2 separate regions of the Mus musculus genome follow, and region 2 is linked to region 1. The links are chromatin loops, found by intact Hi-C in ENCODE. Cell type or tissue: left cerebral cortex. All regions are shown on one strand.

Region 1 (8,000 bases):
TCTAAAAGATTTTTCATCAAATACTGTTACATCTTGAGGCCATTTGAAGTTTTAGTTTTCAGTAACCTCATGGATGATGCATATATTGGCATGTAAAAATAACCCACTCTGAAGTGTAAGTTCAATGATCTTTTTAAGTAATAGAAAACTTAAGACCCATTGATCTTAATGCCCATTAGTTAAAAGGTACACAACAAGAGGCTAAATATTAAGATGACTTGACCATGAACTGTGGACAGAGAACACCTCAACTGGAGACTTCCTAACCATTGTTGCAATTTAGAACCCCCTTTCTAGATCTTAGGTGTGTAGAAGTCACACATACACCTTGAAACCAGATTAATGGACTTTGGCAGAATTCCACCATCATAGCCTTTCCCTGCTTTGCATTCCAACCAGTTAACAAAAAAGAAAGAGAGAGAGAGAGAGAGAGAGAGAGAGAGAGAGAGAGAGAGAGAGAGAGAGAGAGGACATTTTGTGCTTTTAAGATCTAAGTGGAAATATAACATAGCAGGTGGCTTAAATTGGACGGCGTGTTCAAATTTTAATTAAACCATCAATGCAGCTGCTAATGATATGAATATCAACAGTTTGTTGAAGAAATTAATGGCTGAGGTCAGTGAGAAAGCGAACAGGTTTTTGGTGGCTGTGTTAATGAAGTCCAAGTCATAAAATTTTAAAACTTGATTCAGTCCTTGCACTTGTCTTTCCCTACTCATAGGTGAGGACATGACTGGCTGGGGTGATCCCTATGGCATGCTCTCCTCTCATGAAGAAAAGTCACATAGAAATGCTAGGGACCATCTGTGACTCTCCTTGGGAACTTAATGCACGGAATGAATATGACAATTATAATAAGGGCCTCTGGTGGCTTTTCCAGCTTATATAATAATGACGAAGCTATGACAGCAGTGCTTCTTGGGACTCTGTGATGATCAAATACTTTTAGGGCTATAAATAGGCAACCATACTCAATGTGCACTGAAGACATCCGAAGTATTACTACTAATTTTTAAATGTTTGAAATAATTTCACTGGTATAAAAATAGGATCAGAAGACTAAAGTATCTATCCAAGGTCACATTTATAAAATATGATTCTACTAGCTGTGGTAGTTTGAATATGCTTGGACCAAGCAACTTCTGTCTTAGATAGGGTTTTCCTGCTGTGAACGGACACCATGACCAAGACAAGTCTTATAAGCCTCTATTTAATTGGGGCTAGTTTACAGGCTTAGAGGTTCAGTCCATTATCATCAAGGCAGGAATGGTGCAGGAGGAGCTGAATTCTACATCTTCATCTACAGGCTGGTTGGTGATAACTGACTCCCATGTGGTTAGGAGGAGGGTCACACTTCTTCCAACAAGGCCACACCTCCAAATAGTGCTACTCTCTGAGCCAAGCATATTCAAAATACCACACTAGCATTCAAATGTAGGCATTTATATACAGTCCAAACCAGTCATCATTGAGTCCCTGGAAGCCAGAAGATAAATTTATGGAGATCAAGAGATTAGTTCTATAAAGGAGAAGTCCACATATATTCTTGGAAGCAACATTGCTGGGAAAACTCTTTCTCTTCACATCAAAAATTTTCAATTTCTCCCCAAATAAGATATAAAGTGGGAGAGTATTTTGCTAGAAACAGTATCTGTGGACAAGGTAGGCATTTGGTACCATTGCTGGAGTTTATTTACATGATCATGTCAATAGAATCCCATCAGTTGTTAATAGTCTAAAATTACTCCAGATATCCTAAGCATTATGTCCCTGGAGTTGAGCAAACATGCTTAAAATCCACTGTATGTGTTAATAAAGAATCCAAATTCTTTCTCATGATACCTGAAAGGAGAGAGAGAGGTAGAGGTAGATTGGGGGGGGCAGGGACAGAGACAAAGAGAGAGACAGAGAGAGAGAGACAGAGAGAGACAGGGAGAGACAGAGACAGAGAGATGTAGACAGAGACAGACAGAGGCAAAGAGACAGAGAGAGAGAGAGAGAGAGAGAGAGAGAGAGAGAGAGAGAGAGAGAGAGAGAGAGGGAGGGAGGGAGGGAGGGAGAGGGAGAGGGAGGAAGAGGGAGAGAGGGAGACACACACACAGAGGGGTGTGTTAATCATAGGACTCCTTTCAGTTTGGTCATAGTAAACTTCTTATGGTGAATTGAGAAAAGGAGAGTTAATGAGTTGCTAAAGTGTTCTAAAGTTAATATTTAAGTCAAATAAGATCAGCACTTTGTGAAAATGAAAGACAGAAACAAAAGTCTGTGCAAAGGGGTTTCTAAGCTGTGTGACTCAGACCCAGGAGCCCCACTCCACTAAACTTTATAGCTTGTGTTTTCTTAATAGCAACCTGGGAAATGACACGAATCCTATCCTCCATACACAAAATTCCAGGTCTTAACAGCACAGAAAGGATCCATTGTGTGTCTCACATCAGTGTAAATTACACCATAAATATCCATTAAAATAAAGTCTAGAGGCACATGGTAACTTCTAGAGATGACGAGGCATAAAGCAACGAACTGCTTAGGTTACATAAAGGGAGTTGACTGTGTGAAATGAATGGAGATGATTCTGAAATTTCTTTGGGGTGTTACCCCGTATCACATGTATACTGAACAAATACTCCCTTGCATTTGGTGGATTGCCTGTGTGTCTTGTTGAGTGTTTGCTTCACTATACAGAAGCCTTCTAATGTGATGTAATGCATTTGTTTATTTGTGCTTTTGTTTCCTACTTTGGTTAGCCCGCCCCTACTCTAGACTCTATTTTCTCCATTGTGCATCTCCACAGCCTTTTTGAAAACTGAACACTCTATGTTTCAGGTTTGTTAGCATCTCCATGCCTATGTTCATGCCAGTGCACATTGTTCTGATTAGATACCCATAAGGTCTATTTTGAAATCAAGTAGTACACCTCAAAGATGCCTCCTCTTTGGTCTTCCTGGGAAAATGTATTTTGGCTCATTTCAGCCTTTGGGTCATTATGAAGTTGAAAGATTCTATTTTTCTACTTCTGGGAAAAAGCATCTTCGTGATTTTGTTAGCCAGGACATTAACTCTATGTAGATGGCTTTGAGTAGATACTATAGGTTAGACAATCTTAATTCTTTCAGTGTGTAAGCAAGAACCTTGTTTCATTTATTTGTATACCTTAATTTCCCTTATTGTTGCTTTAAAATTCCAAATATACAGGGAACTAATCCAACTTACTAGCAAAATAATATTAAAGACATAAATTAATTTTAATGGCCGAGATATTGAAATAGAGAGTTCTTATTTAAAAAGCAAAAGACAAGCAAGTCTTTGAAGAAATGCTCAGCAGCACGAATCATCTCCAAAAAAGAAAGCAAAACCACAAAGAGGTAAAATAGCCAGCACAAAAACAGGATATCAAGTGTTGGTGAGGATGTAGAAAAACAGAAATGTTGACAATGTTGTTTGGAAAGTAACTTGGTTCATTTACTACAGAAAACAGTGTGATGGTCCATAAAAATGTAAACCTGGAACAAACTGATGACTGGCTAGCCTCACTTCTGGCTGCATGTAAAAGTGAACTGAAAAAGGGACCTTAGAGTGCTAGCTGCATGCCAATGGTTACTGCAGCATCCTTCACAGTAACAGAGATAGAGAAACATCCTACATGTCCACTGGTGCTCGTGGGCAAAAGATATAGAAGCCATGGTGTGTACAGACAAGGTGATATCACATAGATTCACAAGAAGGAATTCCAAAAGTCACAGTCTGGGTGAATCTGGAGGCAGACAGATTGGTGACTATTGTATCCTCACACATCTTTGTCAAACCTCATACCGAAAATTCCAGCAAACAGCCATCAGAATGGTGGTTGCCAGAGCTACAAAGAGGGAGAAATTGGGAATTAATGGTTGCAATGTCTGACATTTTGTATGTACTGAAGATCTACTTTATGTCACACTGCCTGGTGAGATATGGCCAGGGCTTGTGAGTGCCCCCACAGTTCCATACATAGGAGTTGTGCTTCCCTGTGTGGAAATGATAGATCTTTTAAGAGCTGGATCCTAGAGTGCTGGACAGATGGCTCAGAGGCTATGAGCATTTGCTTCTCTTGCAGAGGACCTGGGTTTAGTTCCCAGGACTCACATGATAGCTCACAACCATCTGTAACTCAGTTCAAGGGAATTAAACATCTGCTTCTAGCTATTACAGATACAAGCCACACACATGGCAAAGATACATATATGCAGGCAAAACATTCATACATGTCTAGTCATAATACATTTTAAGACAAAAAGAGCTAGAACCTAGTGATAGATTTTTAAGTCTCTCTCTGTGTATTTTGTTCTGAAATAAAGTCTCATTATACAGACAAGGATGTCCTCAAAACGAATATCCTTTTGTCTCAGCCCCCACAATTTGCAAATATAGGTGCATGTTCCTATGGCTAGGTAAGAGAATAAAAGAACAAAGTAATAAAAAAAATCAGATGGGGGTGGGGAAAACTTTTGATAGTCATGATGGTTACTAGTGCACAGCTCTAAACTCATTGAAATGTGTGTGTTTAGCATGCAGAGCTTTTTACACATTAGGCACTTATCAACAAAGTTTTATTTAAAGGACCATGAAGCATGAAGTACAGATGTAAAGAAGTTATACTCTTGTTTTTTTTCTCCACGAGAAACCCACATAACATGTACTCAAGAAGTTATAAACGCAGCTGTACCAAATCTTTAGAAACCAAATCTTTTGAACTAGACAGATACAAGTGAATTTACCATTCTCTTCTTGAACACTTTCACAGTGTAAGTCACACTCCACTACTGGACCACTGCCAGGTTAATCACTGCCAAGCAGAGGACTGGTTGCCACTGCCAAATTCATCTCTCTTCCCTTGCTTTTTAGCCTCCTTCCATCCCTTCCAAATGTTCCAGATTTGTTTGGAATGGCTGACTCACAAATTTTCTCTCTCTTCCTCACTCCCTCCCCCTCCCTCTCTCCCTTCCTCACTTCCCCTCTCTCCCTCCCTCCCTCCTTTCCCTTCTCTCCCTCCTTCCCTCCCTCCCTCCCTCCCTCTCTCCCCCTCCCTGCGTCTCTCCCTCTCTCCTTCTCTCCCTTCTCATCCCACCCTCCTCTCCTTCTCCCTCCCTTCCTGCTCCTTCTCCTCCTTGTTCTTCTTGTTCTTCTTCTCTCTCTCTCTCTCTCTCTCTCTCTCTCTCTCTCTCTCTCTCTCTCCTTCTCTCATGCATATGTCCATTTTAACTATCATTCTACATAGGCATTAGGTTTACACACTCACACATTGTCCCCTATGTTCCCTCAAGCTTCCCTGTGAAACCCATTCCTTGATAATACTCATTCAACAAAGAAGAAAAAAGGCAATCCTCAGAGAGACTATTAATTGGTCTGAAGTCACACTTCAAGTAATAAGCCACCTAACTCTGGAACTCTGTCCATGAAATTCAGGGGTTTACTCCCCCTAGCCAGACCCTACTCTCCATGCTCCCTCTAAACTCTCCTCTTGAGAAACAGCAGTCCTCAAGGGAAAGAACACGCAACTCCATCTTCTCAGAACTAAGAGGTATTTTTGGAAGTGAATGCTTGATGTCTGTGTCAGATCACAAAGTAAGAAATAAAACAGAAAAGGTGAAGGCAGACTTGACAAGACTATTTTTGCATGCATTTTTCTGTGTGGTTTTTGTTTGTACTAGTGACAGAATTGTGTAAATATGAGCTTTCCTTTACAAATGTTCCATAAAGAATGGTTTTGATGTTCTCTTGAAACAAAGTCAGACACTTCCACCTGGGGTTCATGAATGTTCTCAGGCAAATGACTTTCAGCCGGCAGAACACTCCTCATATGTACTGCCAATAGAGGACTGTAAATGACTGTTGAAGACCCTTCAATAGTCCCCTGACAATTGTATTTTTGTCTCATCTAGGTCCATTTAAAAAGGTAAACATTCAACATATCATAATTTTTATTTTTTCTGACATTTAATTTTTTAATTTTAAAAATTCCTCAAAGATGCACCCTCAGATAACTGTTAGTAAGGAAATGGGCCAAGGGAGAATTATTCCTTTGTGCAAAGTTCCAGAAGAAGCCATAGAAGGCTTCTTGTTGGGAAGACAACAATACAGCTCCAGAAGACAGAGATGTGTCTGTTTACACACACACACACACACACACACACACACACACACACACACACACACTCACACACAGAGATGGGGGGTACGGCAGAGGTAAAGAGAAGACCAATGTGGACAGCATCCTTCAGAAATGAAAATGTAGGATAAAGAAAGTTTGGAGTGTCTGTCAGTATCAGACAGTGAGAAAGGAAGTTGTTTGAATTGAATGTGATTTGCTGTCTCCTGTAGATGTTGGTAAAATTAGGATGACTTGTTTTTGCTTTTGCTCTCTATTGCTTTCCATAATGTGCTGTCAAAGCCAGCTGAAGCCCACCATGCTACTGAACATGTATATATTCTACCAACAATTCTTTCATAGATATAGGTGATGAGTGGGAAAGCCAAGGAAGGGACAGATGACAGAGATGTCCACAGGATGCTCAGTCCATCGCTATCATGACATGTTTACTGAGCTGGGAACTGGGGCCAGCACTGGGGCTTGTGGTAGCATTCCTTTCTTGTCTGTAAGGTGATTCATAGACTGCTTTGGTGGGAGGAAATGTCCAACCCAGTGTGACAGCAGCTATAATAAAGGTATACAAAATATGGAAGTGGTGAGATTATATTTTGCAAAAGAAGCTTTGCAGTTGTGAGGCTTCAGAAAAGTCTTAGACATGTTTCTGACAAGGATGAAATAGAAGTACATTCAAAGAAGAGCCTTTGAAAGTACATAGAGTTTGGGCCACTAGGGTGACTTGGCAGGTAAAGTTAGGATTGCCTCTGACTTCTACAAGTACAGGTGGAACAGAGCCTGCAAACACACGCACACACACACACACACACACACACACACACACACACACACACACACACGATAACAAAAAAGGTATGAAAGTATGTAATTATATGGGTTATTGAGAACAGTCTGCTATGTTAGTTTTAAAATATTTATTTCTTTATTTGTGTGGTAAGTGTGCAGAAGCTTGTATGTACTATAGTAGGCATTTGGAGATCAGAGAACAACTTTCAGGAGTCAATTCATTCCTTCAATCTTGTGAATTCTGGAGATAGAATTCAGGTTGTAAACATAATCAAAAAGTGTTTGAGACATCTCATCGGTCTGCACACTACTTACCTGGGAGGGTTCATTAAAATTTCTAGTGCCCGTGCTTCAAAATGCAGAGTCCATGATCTCATTGACAACAACTGTATCAAGATATGATTCTCTAAAAAATAATGGCAAATGAATCTGACACAGATTCAATTTCCAACAGAGACTATACACACTGGGTAGACAGCCCAAGAGTTAAGGCAGCAAAATAAACAGCCTTTGAATACAAACATCTCTAAACTTAATCTGCTTTGAGATGGGACAGCAACACTTTGATCTGTGCCACATACCTTACAATACTGTAACCTATAGCTTTCACATTTCTAATAGGATAAGGTACCACTAGTAAATAGTTATGGATTTTTTTGTTAATAGTTAAAAATATTTTCTATAGTCACAATGTGTAGGTGTCATTTAAATGCACATTGGTGTGTGTTGTACTGTGTTGAGTTGTTGTGTGTGTTGTGTGGTATGTGTACTTGCTAATTTAAGTGTATGAACACCTGCATGCAGGCAGTTGTGAGCAGGGATGTGGAGGCCAGAAGATGATTGGCAGTTTCCTTGATTACTCTCCTTTGTTACTTTGAGACAGGGTCTCTCACAGAATGGGGAACTCATGAGTTGGGCTAGCCTAGCTGTCTCTGCTCTTTGCTTATTCACTCGTTTGCAGCACACAGCTTTGTATGGGAGTTTTAGGTTCTCATACTTGTTCAGTAGGCACTGTACCAAATGAGCCATCTCTCTGGCCCCTTTATCTACATTTTCACAAGAAAATGGTGTG
Region 2 (8,000 bases), 150 kb before region 1:
AAACACCAAACACTGAAATCATTACGGGTGGTCCTTACCACTTGTTTTGGGTTTCACTGGATTCCAGCAATGGGTAACACAGGTAGTGGAATAGAGATAAGCTTGTTTTTCTTAGAAGCAGGGAAATAATTCTGCTAAAGAGGGAACCACTAATTGGGGCAGGCAGGGATCTGATTATCCCACTCATGGTAGTGAGGTCATGCAGAGACTGGATATCTTGTCCCCATTGTTTTGAGTACTGGATAAAGCTGCTCTTCATGATACAAGAACAGGATTTACTTGTGAAGGAAAGGGGTGATGATGAGGGGGAGGGGAAGGGAAACTTGAGATGATGGACAGCTGTACTCCAGCATCCCATCAAATCAGCTGAGGCAGATTTGAAAAAGAATCTCTCACGTCTTCCCATGGCTGGAATGGATTAGGGTTATTAGTGAGGAAGGGGACTGTTGAAGAGCAACGCATGGGTAACCTGAGGGTTGACAGAGCTGGAGAAGGTTCCTCAAACTGTAAAGCCCAGAAGGACCTCAGTAGTCCACAGGCTATGGAGTAGAGCAGGCATCTCAATGGGGGGCTATAGGGGTATGTTCTAGAATACTATAGAGCCCTGACCCCTTGCGGGGGTGACATATCATGTATCCTGAATATTATATATTTACATTATGATTCACAACAGTAGCAAAATTACAGTTATGAAAAGGCAACAAATTAATTTCATGGTTGGGGGCCACCCCAACATGGAAAACTGTGTTACAGGATTGCAGCAGCATTAGGAACGTTGAGAACCAGTGCTCTAGAACATAGTGGGCAGTAAGCACATCTAGATCACTATTTATTATGCTTAAGGAACACACAGGAGGAGGTAACAGGCCAGCTGCAAGATAACTAACAATCCCTAGGCAGACATGGGAGAGGAGAAAGACCATAAGCACTCCAGAATCTACAGACTGTGAGGACACATTGTAACCAGAATCTACAGGCTGTGAGGATGCATTGTACTGTTCTGGTGAGTTTCAAGAAAATGTAGGAGAAGCAAAACTCAGGAGGAATGGAATTTCAGGCACAAAATGGGTTGCCGTAGCAAATTTTAAGTATGATAGTAGATAAACTCTGTGCTGGCTAGCTTTTTGTCAACCTTAGAAAATCTAGAGTCATCTGAAAGGAGGGAACCGCAGCTGAGAAAAGATTGCAGTAAGATGAGGCTGGGAGGCATTTCCTTAGTTAATGACTAATATAATGTGAGAGGGACTGGCCCACTGTGGGTGACGCTATCGCTGCGCAGGTAGTTCGGAGTGCTGTGTGAAGGAGACTGAACAAGCCAATATATAGAGCCCCATCGTCTCTGTTCCAGCTCCTCCCTCTAGCTTTGTGCCTTGAGTTCCCGTCCAGACTTCCTTGGATGACAGACTATAAAATTGTTTAGAAGCAAATGTTTTTCTCTCCAAGTTGGTTTTTGGCTCTATTGTTTCATCAGAACAATAGAAACCTTCGCTGTTTCTGAGAATGTGAACAAGCCCATCTGTGGGCTGAAGAATCCCAGTCTAGCTGGAGTGATAAGGTTCTGAGGTGAGATGGACAGCTGCTTAGGAGAAGGTATAGAAATCCTGCCATCCTGTCATCTGAGGACTCCCACAGCTTGTTCAGGTGATACAGTGAAAGAGACACAGCTGGTACCTATGAGAACCTGATCCTATGAATGTTCATGTATTCCTTAATTGGTGCAGGGCAAAAGAATTGTAGATGCTGCATTAAAACACAAAAGGTCATGGGGCAGATGCTGGCTATCCCTGAGGTTCTCCCTGGATTAGGGAGACCATCTAGAGCAGTGATTCTCAACCTTCCTATTGTTATGAATCATAATGTAAATATATGATATGCAGGATATTTGATATGTGGCTCCTGTGAAAGGGTTCTTTCATTCCCTCCCCCCAAAGGGGTCATGACCCACAGATTGAAAACCACTAATTTAAAGTGTCCTTGCTACCTGGAGCAATGTGGAATGTGGAAGTTACCTCTGCCACCCCTCTGGCATCTGTCCCCACATCCAGATGTTTATTTGGGAACACACTATGTGCAACTATTCAGGGAAGACTATCCTAGTAGTTAATTCCTTTGATCTTCCCCCCAGCTCTGAATAGCTGCTAATGTTCCTCACAGCTTTTGTCTCTGCACTGATACATAGGCCTGGTGTTCAGGAGCTGTGTGGCTGGGTTCCATGACTTGACCAGAAAACCAAGGCTTGAGTCAAAGGCATCACATTCCTTTCTTAGCACTGATGTCTCTGTGAAGGTGTCATGAGGCTAGATTAAAAGATAGCCATACAGGTTCTTACTCTGAAGAAGTAGTGTACCATCCAGAGAGGAGAAAGATATACAAGTGACACATTGCTGATCACCATTGTCATCATCATAATGTATTCTTATCCAAATTTTACACATAGAAAACTGAAGCCCAGAGAGATTAAGTCATTGTCTCTGTGTCATGGGCTATAAATTAGAAAGCCAATGTCCAGGGGCCATTGGAAGTATACTGCACTGTGGCCTACAGTTGGTAATATGACTTCACCATACTCAATGCTGTCCAGCCTTGTGTCAGTGGTTCTCAGATAGAGTTAATTGATCCTTTTGAGGACATTTCCAGACAATGTCTCATGACATATTTGAATGCCCTGACTGTGGAAGAGGTGCTATTGGAATTTAGTTTGATTGAGAGGTTTGTTTGCTCTATAGGTCACAGAGTACAGGACATTTACTAAAACCAATCCCCAATGTCAAGAGCATTGATCTGGACAAAGGCCCTCTTCTTGTGAATGCTTGTGAATGCCCCTTAAAGCACCCTGTCTTATCAACCTCACATGATGTGGAGTTTCTCTGTGCCTAGCCTAGATGTGGTCATGTAGTGGGGATGTACAAACATTTGTATAATAAAGAGATATGAAAATGGAAAAAGACACGAAATACGCCTACAGTTGTTTGTGTCATGTAATACTGGCCATAATGGATTCGTTCAGATAGAATTGATTTTTAAATCAACCTGCAAAAATAAGCCAGTAATCCGTGTTCCCAGGCTCATGTAGTGAGGGAATGGCAGTGGGCATAAGCACGAGCCCGAGCAGATAGAAAAGATGCATGTAGGCACCTGATGGTGAAGGAGGCTCAGACCTCAGGGCCTCCGTGCAGCAGACAATGGGGCACATTCTGCTTTTCCCATTGGGATTTCACTTCAGTTAACACAGAGAATATAGTGCTGATTTAGGAATAGGTCCCTTCCCACTAGTCTGTATTGCTGTTCCAGGCTGTCTCCTACTTATCATGGATGTTCAAAACTCGAACTAGAGCAAACAGACAACACGCACCAACCAAAGACAAATTAACTCAAGTCCCAGATACATTGTGATGCTATCTATTGTTCAATTATAGTAATGATTTCATCTACATTCGTAGTACCATTATCCCTTCTTTCTCTGTGTGGTTGCTGACTTCTCCTGTAGCTGCTCACTCTGTACTAACGTTGGTGTTTTTCTTTGTCACTTCATCTTCTCTGGGAGAAACAGACAAGATGTTAAATTATGTATTTTTTTAAAAAAGTGCTAACTCGCAGAACGCCTCAGAGACCCATGTCAATATTAAGGTAGGCAACTGAGTTTTGGTAAGTAAAAGCATTTGGTGAAGCAGCCAACATAGGCATCTGCTGGAGATTTGGACTTTGAAGACAGGGCAGCAAGGGCTGTATAAAAGACACATTTTATTTTACAAATAATAAGTACATAATAACCAGATATTTCAGAGGGGAGTCCACAAAATCCAACCCTCTGTGAAATACAAAATGGCTTCGTTCTGGCATCTCAATGTAAGATGCTTTCTGTTACATCCTTGATGGCTCCTTAAAGACATGGGGCCACTCAGAGATGAGGACCACAGATGAGTGGAGCTCATTTTCTTTCTTCTGTCTGGAATCAATTTTCATGTCTAAATCTAGAGGAATGACAGGTGGCATATGACAGCTCCTCTGGTTTTCTCTCCCTAACGAGGCAGAATAACACCTAAGGAGGAAACAGGACTCTGTGAAAGAGCCCTAAGCCATCACCCAACCACTAATAGCTGTTGTTACAGGTAAACGGGAACACTCACTCCTAGGCACGCCATGGTATGCATGAAGGCTCAGTACAATCTGGTTTAGAAAGCAAAACTCTGCTAGGATAAAATTAGATATGTAATATGTAAGAGAGAAAAGGAGTGAAGAATAATTATTTAAAAGAGGTTATGCCCTTTGGTCTTAATATATATAAAATAATGATCATGTTATAATGATTTATACTTATATAGTGCTCACTAGTTCATAACTTATTTAATCCCCTAATATCCCATGTAGTTGCAACTAATATCTATATTTACAGATGGGGAAACTGCAGTTGAGAGACACAGCTGGGTAACACTGCTCTTGTGATCATTTTATGACAGACCATTGTGCCAAGAAGTTGCTCCTATTTCCAAATCTGGAATCTTCATCTCGCCCACCTACAATCTGCCCCACAAAAGTGGAAACTTCACGAGTAAGGAGCAAACACTCTGCTTCACATAAAAGCTAAGGTTCTTTTGACACCTTGGGAAAACTGAGCCAGAGATACACTGAGGGCTCTCATAAGCAGACAACTGAGTTGGAGGGAGGAATTCAGTCACTAGGCTACCCTGCCCTGCTGTGCAGTGGCACTCACGATTCGCTGTGAGAATCAGCTGGTGGCCTGTGTGTATTTGTGTGTTGTGTGTTGTGTATGTGTACTCAGTATTTGCATCTGTGATATGTATTCTTGGTTTACATCTAGAATTATGTAAATTCCCAGATGGAAGTCACATGCCTTTAATTTGTGTCTTGACAGGGGAAGGCAAAACTTTGATCTGAGCCAAACCTTCTACCAGAAGTCTACATAAGGATACAGAGGACAGAAGCTTTGGCTCTTTGCCTAATTGCCCTCTCTTTGTTATTAAGTCTGTTCCTTCAATGGCATCAGAGCCTACTTCTTCCGGATTCTGGTCTATACTCAAGACCAGCTAAGATATCCAGCCTTGTGGAGTGAACACCTACTACCTATTCTTGGACTCTCCGTCCACAGTTGGCTATTGTTGGATTAGGAGGAAGTCATTCTAATAACCCCCCTTTCTATATAAACAGAGAGTCATTTGGTAAGTTCTGTTACTGTAGAGAACCCTGACTAAGCCAGCATGTGTGCACAGATATATGCATGTACTTATTCATGTGGATGGGATGGACGTGCATAGAAGCCAGAGGATGATGTCAAGATATCCCTTTATCTCTCTAGCTTAGATGTTGGACAAGATCTCCCATTTAAAGCTAGATCTCCCTGTCTTAGTCTAGACAACCAGCTTGTGCTTGGGCTTCCCTGTCTCTGGCTTCCAAGGCTGCCATTACAGGAAGCCTGCTGTATCCACCTAACTTTTATGTGGGTCCCAAGGAGAGGAATTTTAGCTCTCAAGATTTTCTAGAAACAATTTTACCTGCTGTGTCACATGCCAGACTCTCCGTCTTACTTTCTTGGAACAGGGTCTCTTCCTGAACTTGGAGCTTTTTAAAAGCCCCCACGATCCACCTGTCTCAGTCTCCCGGTCCTGGGCTTTCAGATGTGTTCAACCATGCCCAGCTTTTACTTGGGTTCTTGCAATCCTCTTAAGTCTTTCTGGTTGTATGACAAGTACTTTACCTACTGAGCTATCTCCCCAGCTCTGGCTTGAGGTTTTCATCTTGAATGGAAATAAGAGAGATACCAGTATCACCATGCTCTATAGCAGTTTCTTTCTTTCTTACCTATTCAAGTTGGAATCACTTTGATAAACATGCTTGTATTTTTATATGAATGGATACACTTGAAATTATATGCTTTTTCTTGGTATCAAATCACGGATCAATATTAGGACTTTGTAACTTATACAAACAGACATAGATATTGGACAGCTCAGCTCAACACTCTTTCAAACTTAGATTGGTTTTTATTATGATTAAAATAGGAAAGCAACTAAATTTAACACCTTTGGTTGCTAATCAAACAAAAGCTGATAAGGCAGTATAGGCTTGTAATCCCACATTAAGTGCTGAGTTCAAAGCTAGACTGGGTCATGTGAGGAGACTTTGGCTCAAAAACAAAACAAGGGAGCTAGTGAGGTGGCCCAGCAGGTAAAGGGTCTTGCTGTCAAGCTCACCTGAACTCAGAACTGGGGAGCCACATGTTGGAAAGAGAAATCTGACTCTCCAAGTTGTCCTCTAACTTCCCCATGTCCTCTGTATATGTCCTTTACTCTCTCCAGAACAATGGTAAATAAATGTGATTAAAAATTAAACAAAACTAAATGAACAAGATAGCTTCTAAATGGAGTAATTTCTAGTACCTTGGTACTTTTAGTTGCTACTATATAGAACAAATTCATCCAAGGTGGCACTATGGGCCCCCTAAAATAGCAGAGGATGGCAAAAATTGAAGTGCATGGAAAGTTTGTAATTTCATCAAGGCTACATGCTTAAAGGTGAGACTAGAACTTGAATCTGATCCTTAAGATCCCATTCTCATTCTCTTGGCATTGCAGAAGACACTGTCTTTGAAATCAGCTAAAGCTGAGATCAAACACCCTCCCGCTCTGCCCAATGACATGGATTTCTGGCAAGAGACTTCTTTTCTACTGGCATTTCCCACTTTATCAATTAATGAAGGATAGGCTCTGCTGCCTTGAAATAATTTCATTGGAGATGCAAATTACATGATTAAGAATGAAGCCAGGAGATGCTGAAGAATCATTTGACAAAATTCAGCATCCCTTCATGTTAAAAGTCTTGGAAAGATCAGGAATTCAAGGCCCATACCTAAACATAGTGAAAGCAATATACAGCACACCAGTAGCCAACATCAAAACTAAGTGGAGAAAAACTTGGAGAAATCCCACTAAAATCAGGGACTAGACAAGACTGCCCACTCTCTCCCTATCTATTCAATATAATACTTGAATTTCGAGCTAGAACAATTGGACAACAAAAGGAGGTCAAAGGGATACAAATTGGGACAGAAAAAAAATCAAACTACCACTATTTTCCGATTACATTATTGTATACCTAAGTGACCCCAAAAATTCCACCAGAGAACTCCTATAGCTGTTAAACAACTTCAGCAAAGTCTCTGGATATAAAATTATCACAAACAAGTCAGTAGCCTTCCTATACTGAAAGGATAAACAGGCTGAGAAAGAAATTAGGGAAATGACACCCTTTACAATATTCACAAACAATATAAAATATCTTGGTGTGACTCTAACCAAGCAAGTGAAAGATCTGTATGACAAGAACTTCAAGTCTCTTAAGAAAGAAATTGAAGAAGATCTCAGAAGTTGAAAGACTCTCCCATGCTCATGGATTGGCAGGATTAATATAGTAAAAATGACCATCTTGCCTAAAGCAATCTATAGTTTCAATGTAATCCCCATCAGAATTCCAACTCAGTTCTTCATGCAGTTTGAAAGAGTAATTCTCAAATTTATTGGGAATAACAAAAAACAAAAACAAAACAACCAGGATAGTGAAAACTTATATCAAGAATAAAAGGACTTCTGGGGGAATCACCATCCCTGATCTCAAGCTGTACTACAGAGTAACAGTGATAAAAAACAAACAAACAAACAAACAAACAAAAACACTGCATGGTATAGGTACAGTGACAGGCAGGTAGATCAATGGAATACAATTGAGGACGCAGAAATGATCCCACGCATGTATGGTCACTTGATCTTTAACAAAGGAGCTAAAACCATCCAGTGGAAAAGGACAGCATTTTCAAAAAATGGTGCTGGTTCAACTGGCAGTGAACATGAAGAAAAAAGCAAATTGATCCATTCTTATCTTCCTGTACAAAGCTCAAGTCCAAATGGATCAAGGACCTCCACATAAAACTAGATACACTGAATCTAATAGAAGAGAAAGGGCCGGAGGAAGGAAAGAGCCTTGAATAC

The links. Hi-C counts contacts between places; a loop is a spot of excess contacts. Peaks named below come from ENCODE experiments on the same cell type or tissue, not always from the same donor. Only the 100,000 strongest peaks of a DNase experiment are listed, where the experiment ranks them.
Region 2: it touches region 1 in a loop (2.7-fold over the local background); 2 of 42 quality-filtered maps call a loop at or near these places.

Annotation. Positions count from the first base shown.
Region 1 is chr7:95,614,403-95,622,402 of GRCm38, reverse strand. No RefSeq gene overlaps it. Among named protein-coding and RNA genes, the nearest start is that of Gm39049, 160 kb to the left of the region's middle. In left cerebral cortex, no CTCF peak of the experiment used is centred here; DNase peaks (open chromatin) are centred at 3,800, 4,046 and 4,824.
Region 2 is chr7:95,763,501-95,771,500 of GRCm38, reverse strand. No RefSeq gene overlaps it. Among named protein-coding and RNA genes, the nearest start is that of Gm39049, 7.9 kb to the left of the region's middle. In left cerebral cortex, no CTCF peak of the experiment used is centred here; DNase peaks (open chromatin) are centred at 2,043, 3,661, 4,045 and 4,531; H3K27ac peaks cover 994 bases.